Linked DNA regions of Homo sapiens: region 2 is linked to region 1. Evidence: read pairs that join two places in POLR2A ChIA-PET (ENCODE). Cell type or tissue: A673. All regions are shown on one strand. Each heading gives the region's core, and the rest is flanking DNA. Links, peaks and the distances in the headings are about the cores only.

Region 1 (16,402 bases), core at 4,805-12,804:
TTCCTAAACTGAATGGTAGGTATATGGGCTTTCATTTATTCTTTGTCACATTTTGTGTATTGAAATCTTTTATAATGTATTTTCAAATAAAATGCAATAAAAGGAAGAATGGTTTAATGAATGAAGAATGAATTTGCTTTTAGAAGATATTACTTTAGCCCAGATTAACCACTTTTTCATTTCCTTCTACTTTACCCTCCAACAACACTGAATTAATTGGATGAATTTTCAGTTCCATCTCTGCTATGCTACTTCTTATACAGTTCCATGCCTTATTTCTTTTCTCCTGCCTTGGAAAGCCTTCCTTTATTCTTTCTTCTAGCCACTCCCTCTCACATATTTTTTTTTTAAAGACAACCCATAATCATCATACAAGACAATTCAGGAATTTGTTTCCTACTGAAGAGCCTTCTCTTTCAGTTTCTCCTACCCGTACTTACTGGAGAAGGCTCTACTCCTACCCATGCCTTATCTCCATCTCTCCCATCCAGTGGCATTATGTCCTCTGCTGCTCCAAACACACTGCACTATCTGTTTACAGGTTTGCCTTGCCACCAACTAGAAACTGGCCAAGAGAAGGAACTAAGCCATATTCATTCCTTGACCTCCTGTACCCAGCAATATGCCCAACTCACATTTACTGAACTGACCCTAGGAAAGCTATGTCTCTGAAACGTAGTTGCCTCCATTATAAACACACACAGGCAGACATAGTATAGCCTGCAGCCAGTTTTTAGCCACATATTAGCTACTTGAAGCAAAGCTTGCTTTTCTATACTCCCAACACATCAAGGCTAACCCAATTTCCTTCTCTTAACAGTGAGTAAATTAAGGCTCAGACAGGGAGAGTAACCTGTACAAGATCGCACAGGAATGGAAAAGCAATTCAGAGCCAGAATTCAGGTCTCTTCCAATGGTACCTGTTGATGATCATGAAAAGCACGTTGTCAAACTTCCTGATGCCCCAATTCTGCAGAGCAGCTGGGTGGAAGTGGTTCTTACTGGCACAGCCCTTCAGCCAAACCAGATCAGACTTCCAAAGAACAGCTTGTAGGAGTGTCCACAGTCAGTGGCCATTAACACGGCATTTTCACACTTCCTGGTGCCTGGCCTGCACCGGCAGGTCTGCTTCCTTTTGGTCAGTTTCACTGGCAGACACAGTAAGTAATCTGTGTACCCTTTGAAGGCCTTTCCCCTAGGGCCTTGTTAGCCTAGGCTCTTGGAGCCTTGGCTGAGACTGTCCTTTCCATATTCTGCTGACCTGAAGTCATCTGGTGCAAATGGAAACAGAGGAGCTGGCTCTCTGGAAATGAGTCTTACAAAAACAAGTTGCTTTCTTTTCAAACTGTGAATTCCATTAACCAACTGGAATGGCCTTTATGTATTTGGCATCAGATATAGACTTGCCCTCCTTTTGCCCCTTCAGAATTTTGGAGATAATAATGTTCTACCCTTGGGCATTTCCAGAGCCAACCTGGAGGGAACATTTTAGCATGGATTTCCCAGCTGGTTGTTTTCTTTTTTAGAAAGTGCATCTTTTTTTTTTTTTTTTTGCCAGAGTCTTACTCTGTCACCTAGGCTGGAGTGCAGTGGTGTGATCTCGGCTCACTGCAACCTCCGCCTCCTGGGTTCAAGCAATTCTCCTGCCTCACCCTACTGAGTAGCTGGGACTACAGGCGCACACCACCACACCTGGCTGATTTTTTTTGTATTTTAGTAGAGATGGGGTTTCACCGTGTTGCCCAGGCTGGTCTTAAACTCCTGAACTCAGGCAATCTGCCCGTCTTGGCCTCCCAAAGTGCTAGGATTACAGGCGTGAGCCACTGCGCCCAGCCACAAAGTGCATCTTTTTAATTGCTGGTCTGCATTGATATGCTTGAGAATGCACAACTGAGTTACCACCCCTTCTTGCCTCTCTTCTGATTCTAGAGGGAAACTCTGTGATAGCCTCATCTATTGCCAAACAGATCAGAGTATGAGCATTCTCAAAGCTAGAAGGCCCTTCAGCAGCACCTGGGTAAATCTTTAATCTTTATGAATGAGCATGAAAGTCTGAAAAGGGAAGAACTTTGACCAAGCATACCCAATATTAGAATTGGGACTAAACCCAGGTTTTCTGGCTCCTGATGTAGATCTCAGAACTTCAAGGCATTTTCAAGCAACAAACAAGAACAAAAAAGGGCCTCAAACATTGATAATATTGATAAAAAATTTTCTATCAGTTTATCTTTCAAATTCCCTCTTCATTCCCTCTCTTGCTTCCTTTGTTTATTCATTTGTTTACTCTTAATTCTTCATCTGTGTTTCTTTTGCCTCAAATTCTTTTCTACTCCCTTCAATTTGTCCTTCAAACGCAGGTCTGTGAAGTTCAGTGAAGTTTTTTTCATGTCCTGGGACAAATAGTTCCAAACCTAACTGTGTCTAAATTATTGGAGAACTTTTTTGAAGGAAGAAATCCCCGTACTTAATGTGTGAAAATTCACAAACAAGAGGCCTAGAGTAGGTGCAGAAATTTGCATTTTTGAGAAGCACACCAGATTATTTGGGTGCATTAAGTAAAACAAAACAAGTTTTGGTACAACTGTTCTACATTTTTCCTTTGGAGTATGAGGGGTTAGCACATATATCTCTTAAGAATGAGCTTACTATAAGAAGTCTGGTTAATTCATACCTCAAGAGCCCATCTTGTCCAAAGTAAAATCTCTACTTTCATTTATATCTCAAATCCTGTAGGTGTTTTGGGACAGAAAGAAAAAGTCTGAAAAAAGATCTAGAAATAGGTAATGGCTATTCACATTGTCCTAAAATTAGACCTCACATTTTTCTAAAATGGCTCTCTCCAACTGGAGTTTTAGGTTTATAAAGATTGAAATTTAATCTGTTTTTCACCTCTGTATCCTCAGCACCCAGAACTATGACCAGCAGATGACTTGGGACTTAGTTGTTGAATGAATGGGTGAGTGAATGAGTGAGTGAGTTAATGCCTTCCCTGCTGGTCTGTGAGCAACTTGAGTGGAGAGATGAATCTTGTGTAGCCCTAAGACCCCAGAACCCATCATCAGAGCACATGGCACAGATCAGGTGCCAATATGTTTTACATTGAATTACATCCATTCCTCTAAGATCATTAAAATAGCAGCAGGATTTAATTGGAAACATACCACTCAGTAGGAATACATTTCCATTTTCATTTTCTTACTGTTTTTATGCCAGATATAACTTGCTTTCCAAATTGTAGATATAGTGTAAGTGTACTTTCTTTAGCTCAGATTTTAATATATAAACAAAGGCTTCTAGAATGCTAATTTTGTGGCACATCAGAAGTGTCATTAAGAATGATATAACAAATGAAGAGAGAATTAAATACCTGGCTACTACAGGAAAAAAAAAGGACAAGTTGCTTGTGATAGTCTAGAATGGTAAGTTGTAAAAGTTATTTGTCACTTTGGGAGGCTGAGGAAGACAGATCACCTGAGGTCAGGAGTTCAAGACCAGCCTGGCCAACATGGTGAAACCTCTTCTCTACCAAAAATACAAAAATTAGTTGGGCTTGGTGGTGGGCACCTATAATCCCAGCTACTTGGGAGGCTGAGGCAGGAGAATCACTTGAAGCTGGGAGGCGGCAGTTGTGGTGAGCTAAGATCACACCACTGCACTCCAGCCTGGGTGACAAGAGCAAAACTTAGTCTCAAAAAAAATAAAAGTTATTTGTCTTATCACCCAACTAAGAAATAGAAATTTGAAATATTTACATAAAAAGAGAGTGAAAGGAAAGGAGAAAAAACACTTATTGAATCTATTCTGAGTAAGGAGAACACAGAGTGATGCTTTCCAAAGAGTAATGTAAAGTTAGTCATCAGAGAATGACCAGGAATCCTGAGCTTAATGTCTGACCAATTGAAAGTACATTTTATCTCATTGTGGTTTTGATTTGCATTTCTCTGATGGCCAGTGATGGTGAGCATTTTTTCATGTGTTTTTTGGCTGCATAAATATCTTCTTTTGAGAAGTGTCTGTTCATGTCCTTCGCCCACTTTTTGATGGGGTAGTTTGTTTTTTTCTTGTAAATTTGTTTGACTCATTGTAGATTCTGGATATTAGCCCTTTGTCAGATGAGTAGGTTGTGAAAATTTTCTCCCATTTTGTAGGTTGCCTGTTCACTCTGATGTTTCTTTTGCTGTGCAGAAGCTCTTTAGTTTAATTCGATCCCATTTGTCAATTTTGGCTTTTGTTGCCATTGCTTTTGGTGTTTTAGACATGAAGTCCTTGCCCATGCCTATGTCCTGAATGGTAATGCCTAGGTTTTCTTCTAGGGTTTTTATGGTTTAAGGTCTAACGTTTAAGTCTTTAATCCATCTTGAATTAATTTTTGTATAAGGTGTAAGGAAGGGATCCAGTTTCAGCTTTCTACATAGGGCTAGCCAGTTTTCCCAGCACCATTTATTAAATAGGGAATCCTTTCCCCATTGCTTGTTTTTCTCAGGTTTGTCAAAGATCAGATAGTTGTAGATATGCGGCGTTATTTCTGAGGACTCTGTTCTGTTCCATTGATCTATATCTCTGTTTTGGTACCAGTACCATGCTGTTTTGGTTACTGTAGCCTTGTAGTATAGTTTGAAGTCAGGTAGTGTGATGCCTCCAGCTTTGTTCTTTTGGCTTAGGATTGACTTGGTGATGCGGGCTCTTTTTTGGTTCCATGTGAACTTTAAAGTAGTTTTTTCCAATTCTGTGAAGAAAGTCATTGGTAGCTTGATGGGTATGGCACTGAATCTATAAATTACCTTGGGCAGTATGGCCATTTTCACAATATTGATTCTTCCTACCCATGAGCATGGAATGTTCTTCCATTTGCTTGTATCTTCTTTTATTTCTTTGAGCAGTGGTTTGTAGTTCTCCTTGAAGAGGTCCTTCACAGCCCTTGTAGTTGGATTCCTAATTTTATTCTCTTTGAAGCAATTGTGAATGGGAGTTCACTCATGATTTGACTCTCTGTATGTCTGTTATTGGTGTATAAGAATGCTTGTGATTTTTGTACTTGATTTTGTATCCTGAGACTGTGCTGAAGTTGCTTATATAGCATCTTACACCAGTTAGAATGGCAATCATTAAAAAGTAAAAAGTCAGGAAACAACAGGTGCTGGAGAGGATGTGGAGAAATAGGAACACTTTTACACTGTTGGTGGGACTGTAAACTAGTTCAACCATTGTGGAAGTCAGTGTGGCAATTCCTCAGGGATCTAGAACTAGAAATACCATTTGACCCAGCCATCCCATTACTGGGTCTATACCCAAAGGACTATAAATCATGCTGCTATAAAGACACATGCACACATATGTTTATTGCGGCACTATTCACAATAGCAAAGACTTGGAACCAACCCAAATGTCCAACAATGATAGACTGGATTGAGAAAATGTGACACATATACACCATGGAATACTACGCAGCCATAAAAAATGATGAGTTCATGTCCTTTGTAGGGACGTGGATGAAATTGGAAATCATCATTCTCAGTAAACTATCGCAAGGACAAAAAACCAAACACCACATGTTCTCACTCATAGGTGGGAATTGAAAAATGAGAACATATGGACACAGGAAGGGGAACATCACACTCTGGGTACTGTTGTGGGGTGGGGAGAGGGGGGAGGGATAGCATTAGGAGATATACCTAATGCTAAATGACGAGTTAATGGGTGCAGCACACCAGCATGGCACATGTATACATATGTAACTAACCTGCACATTGTGCACATGTACCCTAAAACTTAAAGTATAATAATAATAATAAAAAAAGAAAGTACATTTTAATAGTTATCTCATGTGATTTTCAAAGGTTGAATTTGACCTAAAGAAGGTGGTTTGGTGAAAAAGAAATGCCTTTTTGAGACATAAGGAGACTTCAGTCACACAATTGGCTCCTACAACTGCAAGGGAAGGAGTTAGGTAAATTGAATTATTCGTCTTAATTTTTCATTCCCCTGTAACAACATTAACCATGCACACTCTTGCTTTGGCTTTGTGGTAATAAAATGTATTCCCCACCCTGTGACTTTTGGGGTGGCTGTTGATTTTCCATGTCAGTAGGATGTGAGCAGGCATGATGCAAACAGATGAGAAATGTGCCTGCTCTCTTGGATTTGCTATCTCCCGCTTCTGCCATCACCACGTGCACATAGCCTGGGTGCCCACTCCCCTGTAAACCTGGGCTGCAGAGTAAGACATCAAGAGCAGAGCTGGACCAGACCTACATCTTGAAGCTAAGCCAAGCAGAGCCTTCTAGAGCCCAATGGATGCAAGAAGATGTGCCTGAAACTCTCCAGAAAAGGCCTCTGTCTTAAGAGAAAAGTGATACCTCATTATACATATTCATGCATGTAAGATATCCTAATCTCAAGATAAAATAGGCTTCCATCTTTACTCATTCATTAATTTAGTCATTCATTAATTCAGTCATTCAACAAATAATTACTAAGCACCAACTATGATACTATCTAAACTGGTGGTTCTTAATTCTCTGAAACTATATGTCAAGGTTGATGTATTGGTGCATTTTTCTGTGGAAGGGATTTATGAATTTACCCATTTACTCAAATGAGTCCTTTTACAATTTTATTTTATGTTAAATTAACAGATAATAATTTTATCTGTTTATGGGATACAATGTAATGTTTCTATATGTCTATACATTGTGGGGTAAATATTCAAAAACCTGCGGGTAAAAGACCCTATCAGCCAAGAATATTATACCCAGCAACTTTTTCTTTCAAAAATTAAGAGGTGATAAAGATTTTCTCAGGGAAACAATAGCTGAGAGAGTTCATCAACACTAGGCCTGCCTTACAAGAGATGTTATTGGGAGTTCTAAGATGAAGGAGGACTTCAATTAGTAACATGAAAACATATGAAAGTAAAATCCTCATTGGTAAAAGTACACTATGAAATTTGTAACAAATCTAATGCTGTAATGATGATGGGTAAATCAATTATATCTCTAGTATAAAGATTAAAAGGCAAAATGAGGCCAGGCATGATGGCTTATGCCTGTAATCCCAGCACTTTGGGTGGCCGAGGCGGGTGGATCATGAGGTCAGGAGTTTGAGACCAACCTGGCCAGCATAGTGAAACCCCATCTCTACTAAAAATACAAAAATTAGCCGGATGTGGTGGCAGGTGCCAGTAATCCCAGCTACTCAGGAGGCTGAGTCAGGAGAATGACTTGAAACTGGAAGGCGGAGGTTGCAGTGAGCTGAGATCATGTCACGGCACCCCAGCCTGGGTGAAAGAGCGAAACTCCATCTCAAAAAAAAAAGCAAAACAATTTAAAACAAACTTCCAATAATCTTTTAAATGGGCTTGTAAGCTGCATCCAAATGAGTAAGTAAGAGATCCTGGTAAAAGAGTTCACTTGGGGTTTGATTTATTTGCCATAAAAGGTTAATTTTTAACTAATATTTTATGTTATCTGCTGGCTTATGACTGCAGACTAAAAAACATTTCTGTTCAAATCATTTGACTATTGCTAGAAGGACGGACCAGTAGGGTTGAATTTTAATATTATAATTACTAAATGAATGCACTATTCATTTGTAATGATCACCCATATAATGAGCAATTAACACAGTAACAACATAAACCTTGTACACTAAAATTATGATAACATACTAAATGTTTATAAATACTATCTTAAATTTTAACTATTGCCCTAATAATTTTGTAATTAGGGTTCTAATATCTTTCTGTTAGCACCCTAACAATTTGCGTTTTCATAACACTTTTTCCTGTTAAACTAGTCTAGGCCCCCAATAGTTGCTTTATGGCTATTTTTTTTCTTAAATAACATGATTTTAACATCCTGTACCATTCTGATTTCTCTTTGGTGCATTTCCTAATTTGTCACTGATTCTCTTAAATACATCGATCAAAATTGACAAGACTTCAAGTGCAATAAAATGTTTATCTCCTACTACTGATGAATTGTGTTCCCCACAGAATTTATATGTTGAAGCTCTAACCCCCACTGTTACAGTATTTATAGATTAGGCCTTTGGGAGATAATTAGATTTAGATGAGGTCATAAGAGTGGGGAATAATTTAGTGCTCTTATAAGAAGAGACACCAGAGAACTTGCTCATTCTCTCTCACAATCATATGAAAACACAGTGGGAAGGTGCAAGAAAGGAAAAAAGCCCTCATCATCAACTGACTATGTTGGCATCTCAGACTTCCAGCCTCCAAAACCTTAAGAAAATAAATTTCTGTTGTTTTAGCCACCCAGTTTTTTGTTATGGCAGCCTGAGCAGTCTAAGACACCTCCCTTCGCACTTCCCATGCAGTGTCTGGCATAATGCTTGGCTTCCATGGAGTGATTGATAGACTTGTCCTTAGGATGCCAGCCTTAGGGGACCATTCTTAGTTTGCCCAGAATCGACATAAACTGATGGGCCTAGGAGGCCCCTCAACTGCATGCCAGATTCTCCCACTGTTGGTCTGGATTTCTGGGTTTCCAGTGCCTGCCTACCCATTCCAGCCTTGGGGAGCCAACAGCTTCTTGGGGAAGACATCACATTCATGAATAATATGACAAGCATCTGAGTTGGCAGCAAGGGGTGGCAGAATTTTCTTAGGGTTGAGGCCAAGGCTGACAGATTTCCTGCTTTCATTCAGCTCCTAGAGGCCCAACAAATTCACGTGGCCATGTCTGGTGCTCCGGGACTCACGGTGGGAAGACTTAGAGAAAGCTGGGTAATATTCTCCTCTGCAGCTGCTGGATATCCTCCACAGTTTATTCATTCTTACAACTCCCTCATGAAGGACTGATGAATACCTGCTGACACACAGTAGTGCTGCCCGCAAGAACAGTAGAGCAGCGTAAGTGAGTCTCTTCAATTTCCTCACCCCAAAAATGAGGGCAATGGTAATAAAAATATTGCTCAAGATTTCCAACAGTAAATCTCTCAGGCCATGTAATTAGAGCTACCATCACTAGGCACTGTTCTAAGAACTCTTGACATACTGTTTCTTATGAAGCCTACAGTGCTATCAGCAAGACGGTCATGCTCATTTTACAGGTGAAGAAACTGAGGATAGGAGGATTTATTGACTTGCATGAGTTCACAAAGCTAGTTAGTGTAAAATTTCTTTCCCAGTGCTTGATGCATAGCAAACACTCAATCTGCATGTATGAATCTATAAAAGTACCAGATTTTGGTTTTTAATTCAAGTTGACTACAAAGCCTATGTTTCTAACCATTGCATCGTATTGCTTAACTGTAAACTATAGAGCGCTGTTCATCTGTAATGAGCATTTGGTCATTGGTTCTGATTCCAAAACTGATCACCCTATGAGTCAAATCCCAGCGGACCTTCTGAACTTTATATCCTATCTATTTATATATTTTGTGAGTTACAGATCTGGGGCAGGCTTCTGTGTGGGGCAAAAGTAAAAGAAATATTAGTGCTGACACTATGTTTGAGAATATTATCCCACAGAAGAGGGAGGAGAGTAGGAAAAAATAAAATTCAATGAAAAAGCTTAATAATAGCCTGTCTAGCCTGCTCTTATGCTGCTATAAGGAAATACCCAAGACTGGGTAATTTGTTAAAAAAAAAAAAAGGTTTAATTGACTCATAGTTCAGTGTGGCTGGGGAGGGAGGCCTCAGGAAACTTACAATCATGGCACAAGGCAAAGGGGAAATAAGGCACTTTCTTCACAAGGCAGCAGGAAGAAGTGCTGAGTGAAGGTGGTGAGATCCCCTTATAAAACCATCAGATCTCATGAGAACTCACTCACTATCACAATAACAACATGGGGGAAACTGCCCCCATGATTCAATTACCTCCACCTGGTCTCTCCCTTGAAATGTGGGGATTATGGGAATTACAACTTAAGACGAGATTTGGGTGGGGACTAATCATAAAATTCCGCCCCTGGCACCTCCCAAATAACATGTCCCTTTTACATTTCAAAACCAATCATGCCTTCCCAACAGTCCCCCAAAGTCTTAATTCATTTCAGCATTAACTAAAAACTCCATGTCTAAAGTATCCTCTGAGACAAGTCCCTTCCTCCTATGAGCCTGTAAAATCAAAATCAAGTTAGTTACTTTCTAGATACAATGGGGGTACAGGCATTGGGTAAATACAATAATTCCAAATCGGCCAACATGAAGGTGCTGCAGGCCTCATGCAAGTCTAAAATCCAGCAGGGCAGTCAAATCTTAAAGCTCCAAAATGATCTCCTTTGACTTCATGTCTCACATCCAGGTCACACTGATGCAAAAGGTGGGCTCCCACAGCTTTGCACAGCTCCATCCCGTGGCTTTGCTCGAAGCTGCTGTCACAAGTTGGCATTTAGTGTCTGCAGCTTTTCCAGGTGCACAGTGCAAGCTGTCAGTGGATCTACCCTTCTGGGGTCTGGAGGACTGTTGCCTTCTTCTCACAGCTCCAGCAGGGAGTGCCCTAGTGGGGACTCTGTGTGGGGGCTTCAACCCCACATTTCCCTTCTGCACTGCCCTAGCAGAGGATCTCCATGAGTGCTCCAACCCTGCAGCCAACTTCTGCCTGGATATCTAGGCATTTCCATACATCCTCTGAAATCTAGGTGGAGGCTCCTATACCTCAATTCTTAACCTCTGTGCACCCACAGTCCCAAAACCATGTGTAAGCTGCCAAGACTTGGGGCTTGTACCCTCTGAAACAATGTCCTGAGCTGTATGTTGGCCCCTTTTAGCCAAGGCTGGGACACAGGGCACCAAGTCCTGAGACTGCACAAAGCAACAAGGTGCTGGGTATAGCTGGAGAAACTGTTTTTGCTTCCTAGGCCTCTGGGCCTCTGATGGGAGGGGCTGCCATGAAGACCTCTGACATGCCCTGTGGAAACGTTTTCCCCGTTATCTTGGTGATTAACATTTGTCTTCCCATTATTCAAATTTCTGTAGCCAGCTTGAATTTCTTCCCAGAAAATGGGTTTTTCTTTTTCATCAAGCCATTAGGCTGCCAATTTTTCACTTTTATGTTCTGCTTCCCTTTTAGACGTAAGTTCCAATTTTAAACAATCTCTCTGTGAATGCATAAAACTGAATGCTTTTAAGAGTACCCAGGTCACATGTTGAATGCTTTGCTATAATACTTAAAAAATTTCTTCTGCCAAATATCATAAACATGTCTCTCAAGTTCAAAGTTTCTCAGATTTCTAAGGCAGGGGCAAAATGCCACCAGTGTCTTTGCTAAAAGATAGCAAGAGTCACCTTTGCTCCAGTTCCCATGAACTTCCTCATCTCCATCTGAGACTATCTTAACCTGGACTTTATTGCCCATATCATTATCAGCAGTTAGGTCAAAGTCATTCAAAAAGTCTCTAGGAAGTTCCAAACTTTCCCACATCTTCCTGTCTTCTGAGCACTCAAACTGTTCCAACTTCTGCCCATTACCCAGTTCAAAAGTTGCTTCCACATTCTCAGGTATCTTATAGCAATGCTCTACTACCTCAGTACGAATTTACTGTATTAATCCGTTTTTACATTGCTATAAAAAATACCCAAGACTGGGTAATTTATAAAGGAAAGAGGTTTAATTGACTCACAGTTCAGCATGGCTGGGGAGGCCTCAGGACACTTACAATCATGGCAGAAGGTGAAGAGGAAGCAAGGCACCTTCTTCACAAGGTGGCAGGAAGGAGAAGTGCTGAGCAAAGGTGGGAAGAGCTCCTTATAAAACCATTAGATCTCGTGAGAACTCACTATCATGAGAACAGCTTGGGGGAAACCACTCCCATGATTCAATTACCTCCACCTGCTCTCTCCATTGTCACATGGAGATTAAGAAGATTACAATTCAGGATGACATTTGGGTGGGGACACAAAGACTAATTATAGCCACTTATTTAATGTTTATCTGTGGCAGACATTTTGTTAAATATTTCATAGACAGTATCATTTTATCTTCATATGACCTCATGAAATAGGGACCTTTACTATCTCTCTGTCACAGATGAAGAATATGAGAATATTTATTTAATGATTACTTCATGCAAGTCCTTGATGTTCCCTGACTTGTGAGACAAAATTTAGCAAAGTCATCAGCATGGTAAAGAGGCTGTGTCAGGCCTCAGGGAGCTCTGAGTTCAGATCCCTTCTGCCAGTGAGTCCTGATGAATCAGAAAAAAGGGGTTGTCATCTCATTTCTAAATCTCAGTTACCTCACATGTGAAAATGGGGATATATATTGTACAGTAATATGTGAGATAGCTGACACGGTTTGGCTGTGTTCCCACCCAAATCTCATCTTGAATTATAGCTCCCATAATCGCCACATGTTGTGGGAGGGATCCAGTGGGAGGTAATTTAATCATAAGGGCAGGTTTTTCTTGTGTTGTTCTCATGATAGTGAATATGTCTCATGAAACCTGATGGTTTATAATGCACAGTTCCCTTGCACATGCTCTCTTCCCTGATGCCATGTAAGACATGCCTCTGCTCCTCCTTCATTTTCTGCCATGATTGTGAGGCCTCCCTGGCCATGTGGAACTGTGAGCCCATTAAACCTCTTTTTCTTTATAAATTACCCAGTCTCTAGTATTTCTTTATAGCAGTATGAAAATGTACTAATACAGTAGCTGTAAGGCTTAAATTAGTCAGTAAAGTGCAATTTGTCTGCTTGATAAAGGATAGCTGCTAACATTATTATGTATATATATAATAAAAACAAACCAAAAAAACTAAGCCAATAGATTCCAAGTTCAGGTGTGAGTTTCAGACAGAGAATGTTTTCAGAGTAAGGAGAAGCCACTGACTTCCAGCTTGGAGGTGAGGGAAGAGCTGTGATCATCACCATTCAGAAAATCAAGATCAAGTCATTATAGAGTCTCTATTCTGTTCAGACCCTAGGCTAATTAGGGGGCACACAAAGAAATGAATGAGACCATGTCTCCCTTCCTAAAGTGCACACAATCGGATGATAATATCCACATGAAATCCTGGTATCTTTTTTTTTTTTTTCTGAAAAGTTTGTTTGTTTTAATACAATTGAACATTTCATTTTTCCCCCCACAGTAATCAAAGCAAACATTTTATCATTATTATTCTTGGTATATCAAAGTAAATTCCAGGAATGTAAGAAAGTCTGACTTGGAAATATTACATAGAAAAAGGCTGAATTAACACATTACATTTTTTAGTTTTTCCTTGTAAGTATACATTGACATCTACTTATCTGATAGCAGCACTGCTGGTTTTGAGTGAGTTTTGTTTTGTTTTGTTTCCTTCCAGAGGGAATGCAGTATGCCAGTATTTTCTTTGGAACAAATTAAGAAGATAGTAACAAATAACAGAAGAAATACTTCTACACATATATTTTCCATGGGCAATAAATAGATAAGTATATAATTATGAAAAAATAAGCCTCAACTATGCTTTTTAAAATTTCTCAAGGTTTACTGGATTGTTTTTCTTTTTTTTTGTTTATTTATTTATTTATTATTATTATACTTTAAGTTTTAGGGTACATGTGCACAATGTGCAGGTTAGTTACATATGTATACATGTGCCATGCTGGTGCACTGCACCCACTAACTCATCATCTAGCATTAGGTATATCTCCCAATGCTATCCCTCCCCCCTCCCCCCGCCCCACAACAGTCCCCAGAGTGTGATGTTTCCCTTCCTGTGTCCATGTGTTCTCATTGTTCAATTCCCACTTATGAGTGAGAATATGCGGTGTTTGGTTTTTTGTTCTTGCGATAGTTTACTGAGAATGATGATTTCCAATTTTATCCATGTCCCTACAAAGGACATGAACTCATCATTTTTTATGGCTGCGTAGTATTCCATGGTGTATATGTGCCACATTTTCTCAATCCAGTCTATCATTGTTGGACATTTGGGTTGGTTCCAAGTCTTTGCTATTGTGAATAGTGCCGCAATAAACATACGTGTGCATGTGTCTTTATAGCAGCATGATTTATAGTCCTTTGGGTATAGACCCAGTAATGGGATGGCTGGGTCAAATGGTATTTCTAGTTCTAGATCCCTGAGGAATTGCCACACTGACTTCCACAATGGTTGAACTAGTTTACAGTCCCACCAACAGTGTAAAAGTGTTCCTATTTCTCCACATCCTCTCCAGCACCTGTTGTTTCCTGACTTTTAATGATTGCCATTCTAACTGGTGTGAGATGGTATCTCATTGTGGTTTTGATTTGCATTTCTCTGATGGCCAGTGATGGTGAGCATTTTTTCATGTGTTTCTTGGCTGCATAAATGTCTTCTTTTGAGAAGTGTCTGTTCATGTCCTTCGCCCACTTTTTGATGGGGTTGTTTTTTTCCTGTAAATTTGTTTGTGTTCATTGTAGATTCTGGATATTAGCCCTTTGTCAGATGAGTAGGTTGCCAAAATTTTCTCCCATTTTGTAGGTTGCCTGTTCACTCTGATGGTAGTTTCTTTTGCTGTGCAGAAGCTCTTTAGTTTAATTAGATCCCATTTGTCAATTTTGGCTTCTGTTGCCATTGCTTTTGGTGTTTTAGACATGAAGTCCTTGCCCATGCCTATGTCCTGAATGGTAATGCCTAGGTTTTCTTCTAGGGTTTTTATGGTTTTAGGTCTAACATTTAAGTCTTTAATCCATCTTGAATTAATTTTTATATAAGGTGTAAGGAAGGGATCCAATTTCAGCTTTCTACATAGGGCTAGCCAGTTTTCCCAGCACCATTTATTAAATAGGGAATCCTTTCCCCATTGCTTATTTTTCTCAGGTTTGTCAAAGATCAGAATTCAACAACCCTTCATGCTAAAAACTCTCAATAAATTAGGTATTGATCGGATGTATCTCAAAATAATAAGAGCTATCTATGACACACCCACAGCCAATATCATACTGAATGGGCAAAAACTGGAAGCATTCCCTTTGAATGCTGGCACAAGACAGGGATGCCCTCTCTCACCACTCCTATTCAACATAGTGTTGGAAGTTCTGGCCAGGGGAATTAGGCAGGAGAAGGAAATAAAGGGTATTCAGTTAGGAAAAGACAAGTCAAATTGTCCCTCTTTGCAGATGACATGATTGTATATCTAGAAAACCTCATTGTCTCAGCCCAAAATCTCCTTAAGCTGATAAGCAAATTCAGCAAAGTCTCAGGATCCAAAATCAATGTACAAAAATCACAAGCATTCTTATACACCAACAACGACAAACAGAGAGCCAAATCATGAGTGAACTCCCACTCACAATTGCTTCAAAGAGAATAAAATACCTAGGAATCCAATTTACAAGGGATGTGAAGGACCTCTTCAAGGAGAACTACAAACCACTGCTCAAGGAAATAAAAGAGGATACAAACAAATGGAAGAACATTCCATGCTCATGGGTAGGAAGAATCAATATTGTGAAAATGGCCATACTGCCCAAGGTAATTTACAGATTCAATGCCATCCCTATCAAGCTACCAATGACTTTCTTCACAGAATTGGAAAAAACTACTTTAAAGTTCATATGGAACCAAAAAAGAGCATGCATCACCAAGTCAATCCTAAGCCAAAAGAACAAAGCTGGAGGCATCACACTACCTGACTTCAAACTATACTACAAGGCTACAGTAACCAAAACAGCATGGTACTGGTACCAAAAGAGATATAGATCAATGGAACAGAACAGAGTCCTCAGAAATAACGCCACATATCTACAACTATCTGATCTTTGTTTTTCTTATTAAAATATAATGCACTATCACTACTATCTGTCCTGGGAAAAACAAACCCTGAGGTTTGAGTTTCCTCCTTCAGCCAATAGAGTGATATCAAGAGTAAACTTGGATTGAGGTCAACCTGTTTGAGCCAATAGAGAGTTCTGTAGTATATCTGGTTATTTTACTAATGTATACATATTCTATGTTACAATCAAGATACTCATTAAGTATTTTCTATCAGAGTTGTATATCCCAAACAGGTTCTTAGATGGAAATCCTGGTTTCTTAAGTTTTGATCGACTGCTGGTTTGGAGGGCACAGTAATGTTGCCTCATATATGTTCAGCATCTTTACAGTTTCTACAGTTCTGTCACATGCGTGATTTTGCTCACATGGCTCCCTTTCCAACCTTGTGAGATTCTCTCTCTTCCTTGTGATATCAAGCCACTTAGCAACCATCCAATTCACATAAGTGGGAATTGGCAGAGTTAGGGCCCAAACTCTCATCTGCCTAACCCCAGGTCCAGTGCTCTGTCAGCTCCTAGAATGCAGTGGTGGAAAGAACTGCCTGGGTAGATACAGGAGGGATTTTCAGGAAATGTTCCTTAGAAGAGGGAACAGTGCACCCCAATGTCTCCCACCTGCCACAAATGTGTCCTGGTAGGTGGTGTTGCTGGCTAGTTCTCCATTTCAGTAGCTAGTGAAAATCATTGACCCAAA
Region 2 (14,523 bases), core at 1,845-9,844, 200 kb before region 1:
CATTCCCAGGCTTTGCTATTAAAAAAAAAAAAAAAAGAAAAGCTGCAATGTTCAATTCACAGGTGGCTGTTTAGTCCTCAGCCGTTTATTGGCAAAATACTTTAACTCATCTCTTAGCTCCCTGGTGGCTGGGAGGAGGAGAGGAAAGTCATGTCAGATATCATCTGGCCTATTTCTTCAGCCAAATGGAATAGATTTACCCTGAGAAACTAGGACATAAAGGGAGAGAAGTGCACTTTAGCATCAGCCACAGGGGACAAGCTGTGAGCAAGGGGTGATGGGGGAGTTTAAAAAACAAAGTAAGCCAAGTGTTTCATTGACACCAGAGAGCTGAGATTGTTCTTGGGATTATTTCAAAAGTCTAGAGCCTGAAGAAATGATGTACCCAATATCCCTCACGTGGCTCATTTTTATTTGAAAAATCCTTTAGTTTTGATGTCTGTGTATATATTAAACTGATCAGAATTTCAATTTATAGGTATTTATTACTCTACGGTTTATAACACATTTCAATACACAGATCTTCACAAAAGTCCTGAAAGTGAGGGGTATAGAATGATCCCCCTTTATAGTTGAGGAAGCTGAGTTTCAGAGAGGGGAGGTAAATTAGCCAAGATTGCACAGCTAGAGAGCAGCGGAGTTGCCATTGGAACTCAGATCTAGTTATCTTTAAGTGCAAATCTCCAACCAAATCTTCAATTCAAGACTTAAAAGGTGACCTGCTTGTCAGCTACAGTGTTTGTATGCCTCAAAGGTTTCCCACATCTCTTTTTTCCGTGGTTAGCTACTAGACACCTTATTTCAGATCTGGGGCAGTTTGGGATGGCAAGTCTGTGCACAAATCAAGCTGAAGTCCAGTTGGATGTCTCCTGAACAATTAGTAGTTTTGCACCGATTTATTAATAAGCCAAATAGTACTGTCGACTCCACCCTCCAAACTCGCCCCTCCTCTCTTTTCTATCCCCTTCCCACCAAGATGTTTTATTTATTTTTTTTCAGAAGTTGGTGTTAGCAGCTGGTCAAGTCCTAAATACAAAATCATCCTTTCCACAACCATGTTTCCCATCCAATCCATGATAAAATTATCCAATTTTCATTGCCAAAATGCACCTTGACTCTGTCCCTTTTTCTCCATCTTTATGGCCACCACCTTAGTTCAGGCCACCAATCCTGAGCCTTAGGTTATTATATCTGCCTCACAGCTGCTGACTCTCCTTCCACTCTTGCTTCTCTCATTCATCATATGCAATGAACACAAGAGCAGGTGTTTTTGCATACACCCATTTTTTTGTGTGCTTAACCTCTCAAGGCATTTTGATGCATTTACAAAATCCTGAAGCCTTAACGGGACCATAGGCTCGGCTTGATCTAGCCCTTGGCAACCTTGACAAACTTATTTGTGCCCATTTCACACTTGCTTATTTTATTCTATTCCAGAAGCTGCTGTGTAGAGAGAAAGCTGCTGCTGCTGCTTTTTTTTTTTTTTTTTTTTTTTTGAGATGGAGTCTCATTCTGTCACCAAGGCTGCAGTAGTGCAGTGACACAGTCTTGGCTCACTGCAATCTCTGCCTCCTGGGTTAAAGTGATTCTCCTGCCTCAGTCTTCCAAGTAGCTGGGATTACAGGCACGTGCCGCCATGCCCAGCTAATTTTTGTATTTTTAGTAGAGATGGGGTTTTGCCATGTTGGCCAGGCTGGTCTTGAGTTCCCGACCTTAGGTGATCTGCCTGCCTTGGCCTCCCAAAATGCTGGGATTACAGGCATGAGCCACCACAGGTAGCCAAGAGAGGTAGCTTCTTGAGAGTAAAACACACCAAGAAGAAAGTAGAGCTTGGATGCTATGAGAGCGTGAACACTGGCGATATTGTTTGAGGCCCTGAGTGCATTTATGCCTTAAGTGCTGCATTGAGTTATTGAGCCAATATATCTTTTCCTCTGTGTTTTTTTAAATCAAAATCAAGTTGATTTGAGTTTATTGTCACTTGCAACAAAATATTACTGGATTTCCACAAATTCACAATCAGTTGGGGAAAAGTCGATATGTGAACAGGTAAACACTGAAAATAGATGGTTTGTATGATACAGGTGAACACGAGGGCCTTTAACCAGTGTGGGTGTTGAGGTGGGGGAAAGTGTCCACTTCCCTCCAGGAGACAATATCTGGTCTGAATCTTGAAATATACTTAGCAGTTGTCATGATGTATCTATCAAACAGAGGATGGCAGAGAGACATTCCAGGGAGAAGAGAAGGCATGAGTCAAGGCATGGCGTGAAATGGGATGATAGTTTCTGGGAACTACAAGTCACTCATACTAGCTTTAATGCAGCCTGGATGGTGAAGGCAAAGGGAGAGATGCTACAGAGAAAGGCACAGGCCATACTGTGAAGTGTCCAATAGTTTGTCCTAACAAGATAATGTTATCCTGGGAATTTTGAGAGAGCATTGAGAAATTAATTTTTCCACTTTAAAAATGAACATTCTAATCCTTCCCCAGCCTATGTACCATAAAAGATGATGGTGAAGGTCTCTTAGTAAAATGTCTGTGAAAATGCTTTGAACCAGGTATAAATTGGCTAATTATACTATGGAAAACAGAAACTGGAATATGTTTGATGTCTTCTAGTTTCCAGGCCCTGGACAAGGAGAGAGAATCTGATATGGTTTGACTGTGTCCCCACCCAAATCTCTTCTTGAATTGTAGATCCCACAATTCCCATGTGTTATGGGAGGGATCTGGTGAGAAGTAATTGATTCATGGGGGCCGGTCTTTCCCATGCTGTTCCTGTGTTAGTGAATAAGTCTTATGAAATCTGATGGTTTTATAAAGGGGAGTTTACCTGCATAACTTCCCTTCTCTTGTCTGCTGCCATGTGAGACTTGCTTTTCACCTCCTTCCATGATTGTGAGGCCTCCCCAGCCACGTGGAACTGTGAGTCCATTAAAACTCTTTCTTTTGTAAATTGCACAGTCTCGGTTATATCTTTATCAGAAGCGTGAAACGGACTAATACGGACTCAACACAGAAAGGAGAAGTTGAGAGGATGTGTAGGTGGGTTTTGTGTCCCATGAGATTTCAGTTCCTGGCAGTGAAGACCTCAATGGTGGGGCACCCTTGGAAGTTGGGCCACATCCTTATAGTGAGAGGAGAAAACACTGCTTGTGTAGTTAGCCTATTTCACAACTGACCAGAGTAGGGCCTGCTCCCTACCCTTCTGTGCCTCCCCGTTGCATCCCAATAACATGATCCCAAAGTAGTGTTTCTGATTCTTAAGTTCAAACAACTTCAGTGGTCAGGAACTTTGTTCCCAGAAACTGTTTCCCCACGTCCCTTCTTATATTACTTCCTGTATGTGTTAACACTCTCCCCACCCAACCCTCGGTCATTATATAGTTGAACAAAGCCAAGAGTATGCCACAGTGGCAGGTTCGCACATAGTCAGCCCCAGCTTCAGTGTGGGGACATGATTGAATTCTCGGCGGCTTTGAAGCCTGGAAAGCAGGGTTGTAATTGACAATGCACCAGGACAAGCATTTGTTCTCATGGGGGGTCTCCCATCCGTGAGATCAAGAATCCTAAAGCCACATTTTTGGCATCAGCCTCCCTGGACCATTCAGTATGACCACTAAGTGTTAGATTGACTCTGGGCTGATTGCTTCTGCTATTTAGTGAGTTGAGATGATGAGCCTGAGCTCTGAGATGTTGCAATATGAGTCTGCCCAAATAAAACCACTTAGGATTGTCACAGGAAACAAAATAATGTGCCTCTTCAGTTTAAGGGACAACTTGGCTACATTTGGAATTTAAAGAGTCTCTCTTCCTTTTCTCAGTCAAGGGTACAAAGTGTGTTAAAGTAATATGAGATGCTTTGGCTAAGTATTCAATTATCTCATTCATTTACTTAACAGTTATTGAGAACCTGTTCTGTGTCAGAAATGGTGCTAGGACTTAGATAAGCTGAATAAGACACTGCCCTGCCCTCCCAAAACTTGCCATCCAACAGTGGTGTTGAGCAGTGGTGCTCACTCTCAACTAGAAGATGAAGGATTCCATTTCCTTTCCAGCTCTGCCACAGTGCTGGGAATACTTGACTGTAAGGGGAGAGCTTTCTGTTTACAAGCATTCTATTTCAGCAAACAGGGGAGTATCTTATAATCAAGGCATTATAAGTCCTGCAGATTTAAACTTAATCTCTCAATTGCTTTATTTTTAATGCCACAAATATTATTCAGAAAAAATATATGAACCCATTAAAAATCAGTGCAAGGTCTGGATATATAAAGAGGCCACCTGGCTGGGTGCAGTGGCTCAGGCCTGTAATCCCAGCACTTTAGGATGCCGAGGCGAGTGGATCATGAGGTCAGGAGTTTGAGGCCAGCCTGGCCAACATGGTGAAACCCCATCTCTACTAAAGACACAAAAAATTAGCCGGGCGTGGTGGTGGGCACCTGTAAAGAATCATTTGAACCTGAGAGGCGGAGGTTGCAGTGAGCCGAGATTGCGCCATTGCACTCTAGCCTGGGCAACAGGGTAAGACTCTGTCTCAAAAAAAAAAAAAAAAAAAAAAAAAAGAGGCCACCTGACCAAATGTTAAGGGAGGAGGCAAAAATATTTATTAAATTTTGTAATTATTCCTGATAGACTGCGTTGCAGAATTCAAGAATATATATGTCTACAAAATGAATTAAGCACACACAATGTTCAGTTGTTAGGCAAATTGGTATTTGTGGCTTGCCGATTAACAAAGAACTAGACCTCAAACAAATCAGATGCATCCAAAGTACTGGAGCTCTGCAAAGCTGTTAGATGACTTATAATGGCTGGAATCTGATATCAGAAGTTTGTATAAAATAGATTCATGAAAACTAAGAGTTGGAAGAAAATGCAATTATATTGCATTAATTGAAAATGCAATTAATATTTCTAATTTTATGACTTTTAATATGTGGTAATTTGATAAATATCATAAGTGGACATTTTATTATTTCATCCACATTTCTAATGTTTAACTATATAGGTTAAACAAAGAGACAAACAACTTGTTGTCTTGTGCTCGGGCACCCGTGGTAGGTGGCTGATATAGCTGGTTGGTTTTCACAAATGTAATTCCATCTCTGAATCTTGGTGCCTTCATCTAGGAAATGAAAGTGATGAAGTGCCTGCTTCCTCTCTCATTTTCAATCATGGTGCTGTTCAAGGCAGTATGCTATGGAAAATTGTACATCTACACATTGGCTTTGAGTTTATTTAATAGCATAAATATTATTCAGAGAAAATACATGAAACCATTAAAAATCAACCTTAGGGCTGGATATATAAAAAGGCATGTTTCCCCATTTTATTCCTGGCTCATTGAGTTGGAAAGCCTCCTTAAACAAACAGACCTCCAGAACTCAGCAAGGCCTGCCCCTGCTCCCAGATTCTAAATGCAAAAAATGAAGAATATTTTCTTTCTCCCATTTGTTGTATAGATTTAGAATTTAGAAGACATCTCAGAAGGAAGAAAATGATGGGTGGCATTCTGATAACATTATCTCCTCACTGATGTTTTGTTCTTGCTGCTGTTCATATGGAACACAGTAGTAAGTGTTGTGTGAGGAATGCAATTACGTTTAAAAAAGGAGGTGTAAGAAGCTATTATAGTTTTGAAACACATAAAGGTGTCTAAACTCACTTTTCTCTGAGTTGTGTTGATCTGCCACATTAGCCGTCCCCATGGATTGGACCATCCTATGTGGTCCATGAAATCTCCCAAGATATTTCCTGTCAAATGGCCTCTGCCACTGCTATATTTATTTATCTTATTCTACGAGACTAAAAACATAGTTCAGCTATTTAGGTGGGCTCTGACTAGCTATTACAGTCTACATATAACATGATTAGATACATCTGTGGAAAGGAACGCATGGTGAGAAAATGTTTTATTTTCTCTAATTAATGTATAGTCTTCAGAACAGAACTTTGGGTGTTCTGGATTTGTGTTTGGCCCATAGCTGCTGCTTTTCACTGGAGCAGGAAAATAATGTTTAATAGCTTTGTTTAAAGGTTTTCGCTTGTTCCAAACTTGTTGCTGTAGAGTCTATCTCAATCTGTGTGTATTTAAGAAAAAAGGGGAAACAGGCTGGAAGCAAAATTGTGTTCTGGTCTCCACCCAAAACACCCCCTATTTTTTTTCTTTTTTTTTTTTTGCAAACCATGAAAGCCTTTTAAAAGCTGCTTTGATTAGCTTCCACATCACTCCCCGCAACATAGAGTGAGATGCTGGTTTGTGGCCTAGGATGAGAGAAAGGGGAGCCGGGACTCTCACGGGACAGCTTGGCCACTTGAGTCTTCCAAACCCAATAGGCTTTACTTAAATCAGAGATGCACTGGAAGGAGACCAGGGGCCTTTTGAGCTCTTTACCCATCACTAATTCTGGCTCCAGCTGTACTCCGACTCGGGTGATGAAAGAGACTGAAAGCAGCAGGACTCAGCAAGCATTCTGGACTGGATCTATTCAGGCTGCGTTTACTCACTTTGCATTATGGGGTTTCCATGGCAACAGGCACATGTTTCAGCATGTTACATGTAAAGGGGATGTACCTGACAGTCTTCCTGGTCAGGAAAATCGGATCATGTGCCGCTTCTTCCCTGGTTGTCTAAATGGGCTCTACCATGAGTCAGTCTCCCTTCCTTCCATATGATACCCACAGAGAAAGATGCTGGAAGTCAGCGTCCAAGATCCTGAAACAACCATGGATCCCAGTGGAGACATCTGAGAATAGAGTCTGCTCCAAAGACAGCTGGCATGGTTGCAATACATCAGAAACTGAGGCTGAGTCTCCTTCCCTGCTCTTACTTGGCTCCTGGCCTTGGCTGGGCTTTGAGGGCCATGAAATGAAAATATTTTCTGGATATTGGCCATTGTGATTGTGTTCCAAGGACTGTGATCCATGAGGGAGCTGGTACCAAAGAAAACTCCATGCGTGAGCCTGGGATATTCCTCCCCTGCGATGTCTGTCTATTGCTCATATGACCAACCTGAGAGCTGAGTGTTTACAGTTTATAGGATCATGGAGTCATATTCAAAGTCAATCTGGTTTAGTATATTAGAGTATGAAAAAACATCCACTCTCTTTTTCTTCCATTTGCATTGACCATAGTCCATAAAATAGGACCCCGCATCATCTAAGAAGTTTTAGAAAGAAAGTATTGGTTCTAGCTGGGTGTGGTGGCTCACGCCTGTAATCCCAGCACTTTGGGAGGCTGAGATGGGCAGATTGCCTGAGCTCAGGAGTTCGAGACCAGACTGGGCAACATGGTGAAACCCTGTCTCTACTAAAATCCAAAAAAAATCAGCCAGGCATGGTGGTGCCTGCCTGTAATACCAGCTACTTGGGAGGCTGAGGCAGAAGAACCGCTTGAACCCAGGAGGTGGAGGTTGCAGTGAGCTGAGATTGTGCCATTGCATTCCAGCTTGGAAAACAAGAGTGAAACTCCTTCTCAGAAAAAAAAAAAAAAAAAAAAAAGAGAAAGCATTGGTTCTTTCTAGACTTCTCTTTTACTCATCCCCACAGGAGAAAGTTAGACTTCTCTGATAGTGACAAGAGTCTGATTTTCATCTGTGCTCATTTCTCTGAGGGTTGGAGAGAGTATGCTGAAGACTGTGTGACATGTGTCTCTCTTGACTTTGTATGTGTCTTTGTGCCTATCTTTCATACTAGACTGCACTTTTCATTTCTTTCTTTATGTAGTTCAGGAATATCATTTATGGATAGTTATAATAATTGAGAGTTTAAAAACCAGTAGCCCTGAAAACAGATCTGATCCAATGATGCATTTTTGTCTCACTCATAGAGTGATTGTAAGGTTTTGCTTTGAATATTAAACTTTATTGAGAAACTTTATAATAAAATCCTGAATTTTAAATTTATCTTGGAAGATCTGGCAACATGAGGTCTGCAGTAATTAGCAGGAAATGAGTGCAGGCTGCTACCCTGGGTGAGGGGCTCTCTGGTTTGCCAGACTGCCTTCTGTGCCCACATCATACATCTACCATCCTGGCCACTCCAGTGCACGCTGGAGTATGTGATTCCAAGAACAAGAGGATGTGTGGGTGACACTAAGCGAGATAATTCCTGATTCTCTGTTGAAAGAGGTTTGTATGTTAAGTTTGTGTGATGTATGACCTGTCCTTTTGGGTGGTTTTTGAAGGCTGTACAGGAAGCCAGGTTGCCCATAAGGCTGGCTAGGGTAATGCATAAGCTGCAAAACCAGCTTCCCCAAGTCAAGATGCTGAGGTCTCATTATAACACCAGATGTCTAGGCACTGCAGAGACGGCAGACAGGAGGGAGAGGGCAGCTTCACCTGGGAAGAACAGGGAGAATGGTACTGAGTTGGGCTCTTGAGTGTGAATGGGATTTCACCAGGCACAGACAGAGGAGAGGAAGCTTTCAGAGCAGAAGGATCAAGAGGTGAAAAAAAAGCAACTATGAAGCACATGAAACTCAAAAGACTATAAATGCTTTGGTATGCCTAAAATGTAGGATGTGTGATAGGGACCTGGGAGAGATGAGGCAGGTAACAAAAAGTCCTTTTCTGTCAATGGAAAACTACTGAAGGTTATTTTTTAATCACTTACTAATTACATCAGTGATGCACAATTACACTCTCTTTGAAAGGTCTAAAACATTATAGATAAACTTCTTCTTGACATCTACCTCCTAATCCTTATCACCTCTTTGTCTACCTAGAGTAGAGTTTCTCAGCCTCGGTACTGTTGGCATTTGGGGATGGGTAATTCTTTGCTGGAGGTCTCTCTCCTGTGCATTGCAGGATGTTTAGTAGCATCCCTGGCCTCCATCACTAAATGCCAGTAGTACCACCCACCCCCATGATCCACACACAGTTTCCATAGCCAAGAATGTTTGTAGATATTGGCAAATTTCCGGGGGGGCAAAATTTTCCCAAGTTGAGAACCACTGACCTAGCAGGAACTAGTGTTATCCATTTATTGATAACATGGGACCTATGTTTACATTTACCTGTAGATATATTTACTAAGGAAAGTGCTCTCTTTTCTTGTTCACATAGTTACTGTTATTCTATATGTATCTCTTAACTTGCTTATTCTCAAGCCCATGTATTTGGGATATCTAAAAATGCTAGTGCCTAGGAAGCTGTCGGGTTTTGTTTTATTTTTGAAATGTGGCATAGTATTCTGTGTAGGGATATATAACCATGTATTTATCTACATCCATGTTGTTGAACCTTTAGCTTGTTTGCTTCTTTCATTTTTCTTTTTTTTGTATTTCAAATAACTTTGCAATTAATGTCCTAATACATATTTCCTTATGTTGCATACAGAAGTTTGCATCAGGAATATGGGGTAGACTTGCTGTTATTCATCTTCAAAATGACTAAACCATTAACTAGATTCTTTGTGCTTCTCAGAGAAATGCTTCTTTCCTATTGAAAACAACCCTAAAGGGAAAGGAAAAAAGGGGGACAAAGAAGAGAAGGGCAGAGGAGAGAGTGGGAGCAAAGAAAACAAAAAGGGGTTTACCAGCCACTCCACTGATTCAAACTACAGTGTTGCTGAGCATTGGTTCAGAAAAAAAAGTTGAATAGCGCAACAGGGTATTTCAGATGTCAAAGGAGACATCCTGGCACAACAGGAGGGAGGGAGAAGGATGAAGCTTCCAAATTTGTTTCCCAAAGCTTCTCAAGACATTGCCCCCCACCCTCTGATTTGACGCAAAGCCAAAACCAGCTGCCTTCAACATTCTTTATCCCAAAGAAATGTGTCCCTTTAATTCCCTCTTAAGCCATTTATGTGAGACATAATTTATGTTCTGAAAAAAAAAATCATATACTTTCCACGGACCCCTACTTCCTGGGCTGATAGATCAGCACAGGGCTTAACTCTTTGATGGGAAATTAATAAATTACATCGCCCTTGTTCACCTCACTGCATTAGCAGGTGTTTGTATCTGTCAACCTTCCCCATGGTCTATCCATGGGGAGGAGACCCAGAGGTTTTGGGATTAATCAGCTCTGATCTGGAGGAAGATGAAACTGAAGCATCCTGTTATGGATGGGTCCTTGACAGGCATTCTGCCACCCAACCTGCAAGATCTGGCTTCCCCTGTGAAGTATTTTAACCTCCTTGCTCCCCTGATTCAATTCCCTGATGCTTCATCTCCTATATACTTGACTGTCCCTAAGGTCAAGACTGCAATGCCTTAAGGGCATGATGATGTCTAAAGCAGCCCCTTGCTCCTGACTGTGCTATGTTGCATTCAATTTATCTAAGTAAGTCACAAAGTCAGCCCAAACTCAAAAGATAGAGGAGCCACAAAGTCAAATAACAAAAGAGACTGGATACAGGGAGGAAATTATAGCAGTTATTTTTATAAACTATCTACACGAGGCAATTTATGAAGTTTATAAATTCATATACTCTGTGACCAACAATTTCAGTTTTCTTTTTCTGAGAAATAAGTACATATGTGTTAAGACATTCATTGCAATTTTATTTACAGTATCAAAACAACAACCACCTCACAAATAAACTAAAGTTTCAATAATATAGTTGTAGATAAACAGAATATATCCAAACTACAGAATACTATACCATATATATATATTTTTAAATGGCAGCTTCCTATATACTAGCATGTTTAGACATCCTATGTGAAGTAAGCAAATTACAAATTGGTACATATAACTAAGTATGTGAAAAAGGAAAAAAAGAACATTTTCTATTGCTAAATTTACCTACCAGTTAATACACAGAAATAGGTGCATGAGCATCTGTAGAAAATGGATAATACTAGTTATCACTAAATCTGTGATTCTCTACTGGGAGTGATTCTGCCATCAAGGAGCATTTGGCAATGTTCGAAGAAATTTTTGGTTTTGACACCCCGGGGGAGGGAATGGTGTGGCTGGCATCTAGTGGGTGGAGGCCAGGGATGTTGTTAAACATTTTACAATGTGCAGAGATGCTCCCCACAGCCAACCATTATCCAGTCCAAATTGCTAATCATGCTGATGTTGAGAATGACTGCCTTATATTCATAAGATGTGCTGAGCTCCAGACATCTGGAGTATCCATTGTACATTTCCAGTTGAATGCTCAATAAGTAAGACAAACTTAACCTGTATAAAACACTCCTTTAATGTCTACACCCCTGAACTTGCCCCTCCTCCACCCTGCCATCTTACCTGGCCACTCACCTGCCTCACTTCCCACATTGACTCCGTCAAAGGACCTGTTGGCTCTACCTTCAAACCATAACCTGACTGTTTCTTACTCCCTTCGGTTACTTTCCTATCACCTAAGTCAGGCCACCTTTGTATCTTCCCTAAGCCACAGAAAGGGGATAGGGAGGATGAGGAAGGCTGGCACCATGTGGCCAGGAAAACCACTGTTTAGAGAACGAACTGATCTCAGTAAAGTGTAGTCTCTGAGGGAGTGTTGGTGAGAATTGGAATATGGAAATCTGCCCTTTTTTGGTAATAGAAGAAAATGCTAAATTAGAAGGGGAAAAAAGCTTCACTCATGAAAACAGCCCACTGATTTTCAGGGAGGCTGTCCAAGCTGGGTTTGCATGTGGTAATCAGACATTGTGAGTGGGATTTAGTCAGAGGGCACAGTAGCCCTTTGTCAGGGTGGCTACATGGCCCACAGTTTGCCATGGCAACAGGAGACTGCCCAGTGTTCTTAGGGAGGAGAAGAGTGAAAATGGTGCTTCTGGGTGAGTAGAATGGGGAGCCTGTGAGGTTTGGGGCTGGCGGTTGCAATCTCAGCCATTTGTGGAATTGAAGTGAATAGCTGATCAAGTTCAATAAGCCCTGGAGTTTGAATCAGAGAGACCAGTTTCAACACATCCTAACTGTCTGACCTTATTAAACATTTGAGGGTCTCAGTTTATTTATCTGTAAAATGGGTTTAACAACCCTGGCTGTCAGGGCTCTTATTAAGACCAGTACTTTCTTCCCGCGGTGACACCATCCTGTGCAGTCTGTTAAGAAGGCTTCTTGAGCTCATATGCACTTGGCAGGACTTGGGATCAGGTACTGCCACAGTGGGATTTAGAGGGCAGCAGAATTTCATGTTCTCATTGTAAAAACAAGGTCGCTATTTACTGCCTTAGAGACTTCCTTAACATCGCCACAGCAAGTAACCTAAGGGACCAGTCCCAAAAGGGTGGCTAAATTAGAATTACCCACCTTTACATAAAAGACCAGGAAATCAATCCCTCCAATCTTACATTCCCATTTTAATCAATTGCTACAATAAATAGAGAACATCAGCCATTCATTATCACCTAGATTCATCGCTAGGTGGCTCTGTGTAGCTCCTAAATTGAACTATTTTCATTCGTTCCTCATCTCCCCAATTTTTTCACTCTGTCCTCTCAAATTCATCATCTCTCATCTATATCCTCAAATTCTTCCTTTGATGCTTCTCTTTATCTTTCTTTTCCAAAGGGAAAAATGGTAGACCAGAGGCTCTAAGGCATACTGCAGCCCTCACAAATGGTAGGTTTTCCTTCCACATCTCTAGTTCCCTAAGGTAGGCATTTTCTTTACTATTTCCCAACAATTCTCTCCTTTCTCAAAAATTAATAACTGCATTGAAAAGCATACCATCAGGCTATTCTTCCCACTTTTGTTTTGGTCATCAGCCATCTCCCAAGTTGCTTCTCCAGATGGATTGAACAGTCCAGCTCCTACATTACTGCCTTTCTTTTCAAGACTACTTCTGTCATTATAGTGACCTCTTAAACATCTACTCACGTAGTTTAACCTTGAACTTTGTCATTGCTGGTAATTGTGCGTTTTCAAGATTTTGATTTCAAGCTTTCTACCTCTGACCATCTCCTTTTGTTACACAGGAATTTTGTTTGCTTAGGAACATTGTAGGATAAAAACGCAATGTTGCTGAAGATCTCACTTTAAATATAAGACAAACATCTGAAATGTACCCTCATCATCTTCAGGCATTTCCTCTACATTTCCCCAAGTAATCCCTGCTCCAATTTTCTAGCATGACTTTGTCACATTTTATCCTCTGTTTTCAAACTCCCATACCCTTATCCCACCTCTCACCCTCATGGGTGGCCTCTACAGTGACAAATTCAATGATCAATTTTTTTTATTTTCACTTATTCAACCTCTAAGGACCACTTGGTCCTATTAATCATAGATTTCTTTTTGAAACACTTTCTTAATTTTGTTATAGGGACAGCACTCCTTCCTCATTCTCTCCTGGCATATTAGTCAGGATTCTCTAGAGGGACACAACTAACAGAATATATGTATATATGAAAGGGAATTTATTAGAAGAATTGACTCACATAATCACAAGTTAAAGTCCCATGATAGGGTGTCTGCAAGTTGAGGAGAAAGGAAGCCAGTGGTGGATCTGTCCCAAGACCTCAAAAGTAGGGAAGCCAAAGGTGCAGCCTTCATTCTGTGGCCAAAGGCCTGAGAGCCCTTGGCAAACCAGTGGTGTAAGTCCAAGAGTCCAAAAGCTGAAGAACTTGGAGTCTGATGTTCAAGGGCAGGAAGCATCTAGCATGAGAGAAAGATGAAGGCTGGAAGATCCAGCAAGTCTGCTCTTCCATCTTCTCCTGTCTGCTTTGTTCTAGCCACACTAGCAGTTAATTAGGTGGTGCCCACCCAGATTGAGGGTGGTTCTGCCTCTCCCAGTCCACTGACTCAAATGTTAATCTCCTTTGGCAACACCTCACAGACATACCCAGGAACAATACTTTGCATCCTTCAATCCAATGAAGTTGACACTCAGTATTAACCATCACACCTGGTATTCCAGTATTTCCTATTTCCTTCTAAATCTCCTTTCCTGGTCTTTTGTCTTCTGCTTGAGCACTGAGTCATAGAGTTTCCAAGGGTTTGATCCTCCTCTCCCATTGTTTTCCATTCCTTTTCCTCTTTGCTTTCTTCTCTTCTCTCTGGTTTCTTAGGTATTCCCAACCAGTCCCCTGACTTGAAATATTACCTATATGTTGCTGAGCCCCAGATTTATTCTCTAGCATGGGTGTCTTCTCTGAGCACCACACCTGTATCTATATCTCCTTTTCATCCCACTTGGATGTCTATAAGAGGTTGATCTACACACAACAGACCTCCAGATTTCTACCACCCCAAACTTACTTCTTCTCCAGTTTTCCCCTTAATAGGACATGTTCAACTGATAATCTGGTTGCTCACTTTCTTCACTTTGCATATCCACTCCATGGATAAGACCCATCAGCTCTCTCTTTGCACCATATCCAGAGCTATCTTCTTTCACTCTCCTATCACCCCAAGTCAAGCCATTTTTATATAATCCTTAAACCACAGACATTTTCTCCCAAATTGATATCTTCTTCTTACTTCCCTGTGGTCTTCTCACCAGTGTCCTAAGAGTAATCCTTTGAAAAGATAAATCAAGTCATAATACTGCTCTCTTAGCCCTTTAATAGAATTCCTTCAAAAGTGGGATAGAATCCCAAGCCATGGTCACATCTT

Evidence for each region. ChIA-PET counts read pairs that join two places held together with the same protein. Peaks named below come from ENCODE experiments on the same cell type or tissue, not always from the same donor. Only the 100,000 strongest peaks of a DNase experiment are listed, where the experiment ranks them.
Region 2: POLR2A ChIA-PET joins it to region 1 with 11 read pairs; 2 of 35 experiments call an interaction of 5 or more read pairs at or near these places.

What each region holds. Positions count from the first base shown.
Region 1 is chr9:115,414,517-115,430,918 of GRCh38, forward strand. No RefSeq gene overlaps it. Among named protein-coding and RNA genes, the nearest start is that of DELEC1, 280 kb to the left of the region's middle. In A673, for the core only: no CTCF peak of the experiment used is centred there; no DNase peak of the experiment used is centred there.
Region 2 is chr9:115,213,997-115,228,519 of GRCh38, forward strand. All of the region lies in intron 1 of DELEC1 (deleted in esophageal cancer 1), which reads left to right. Among named protein-coding and RNA genes, the nearest start is that of DELEC1, 79 kb to the left of the region's middle. In A673, for the core only: no CTCF peak of the experiment used is centred there; DNase peaks (open chromatin) are centred at 3,805, 6,465 and 9,705; H3K27ac peaks cover 1,677 bases.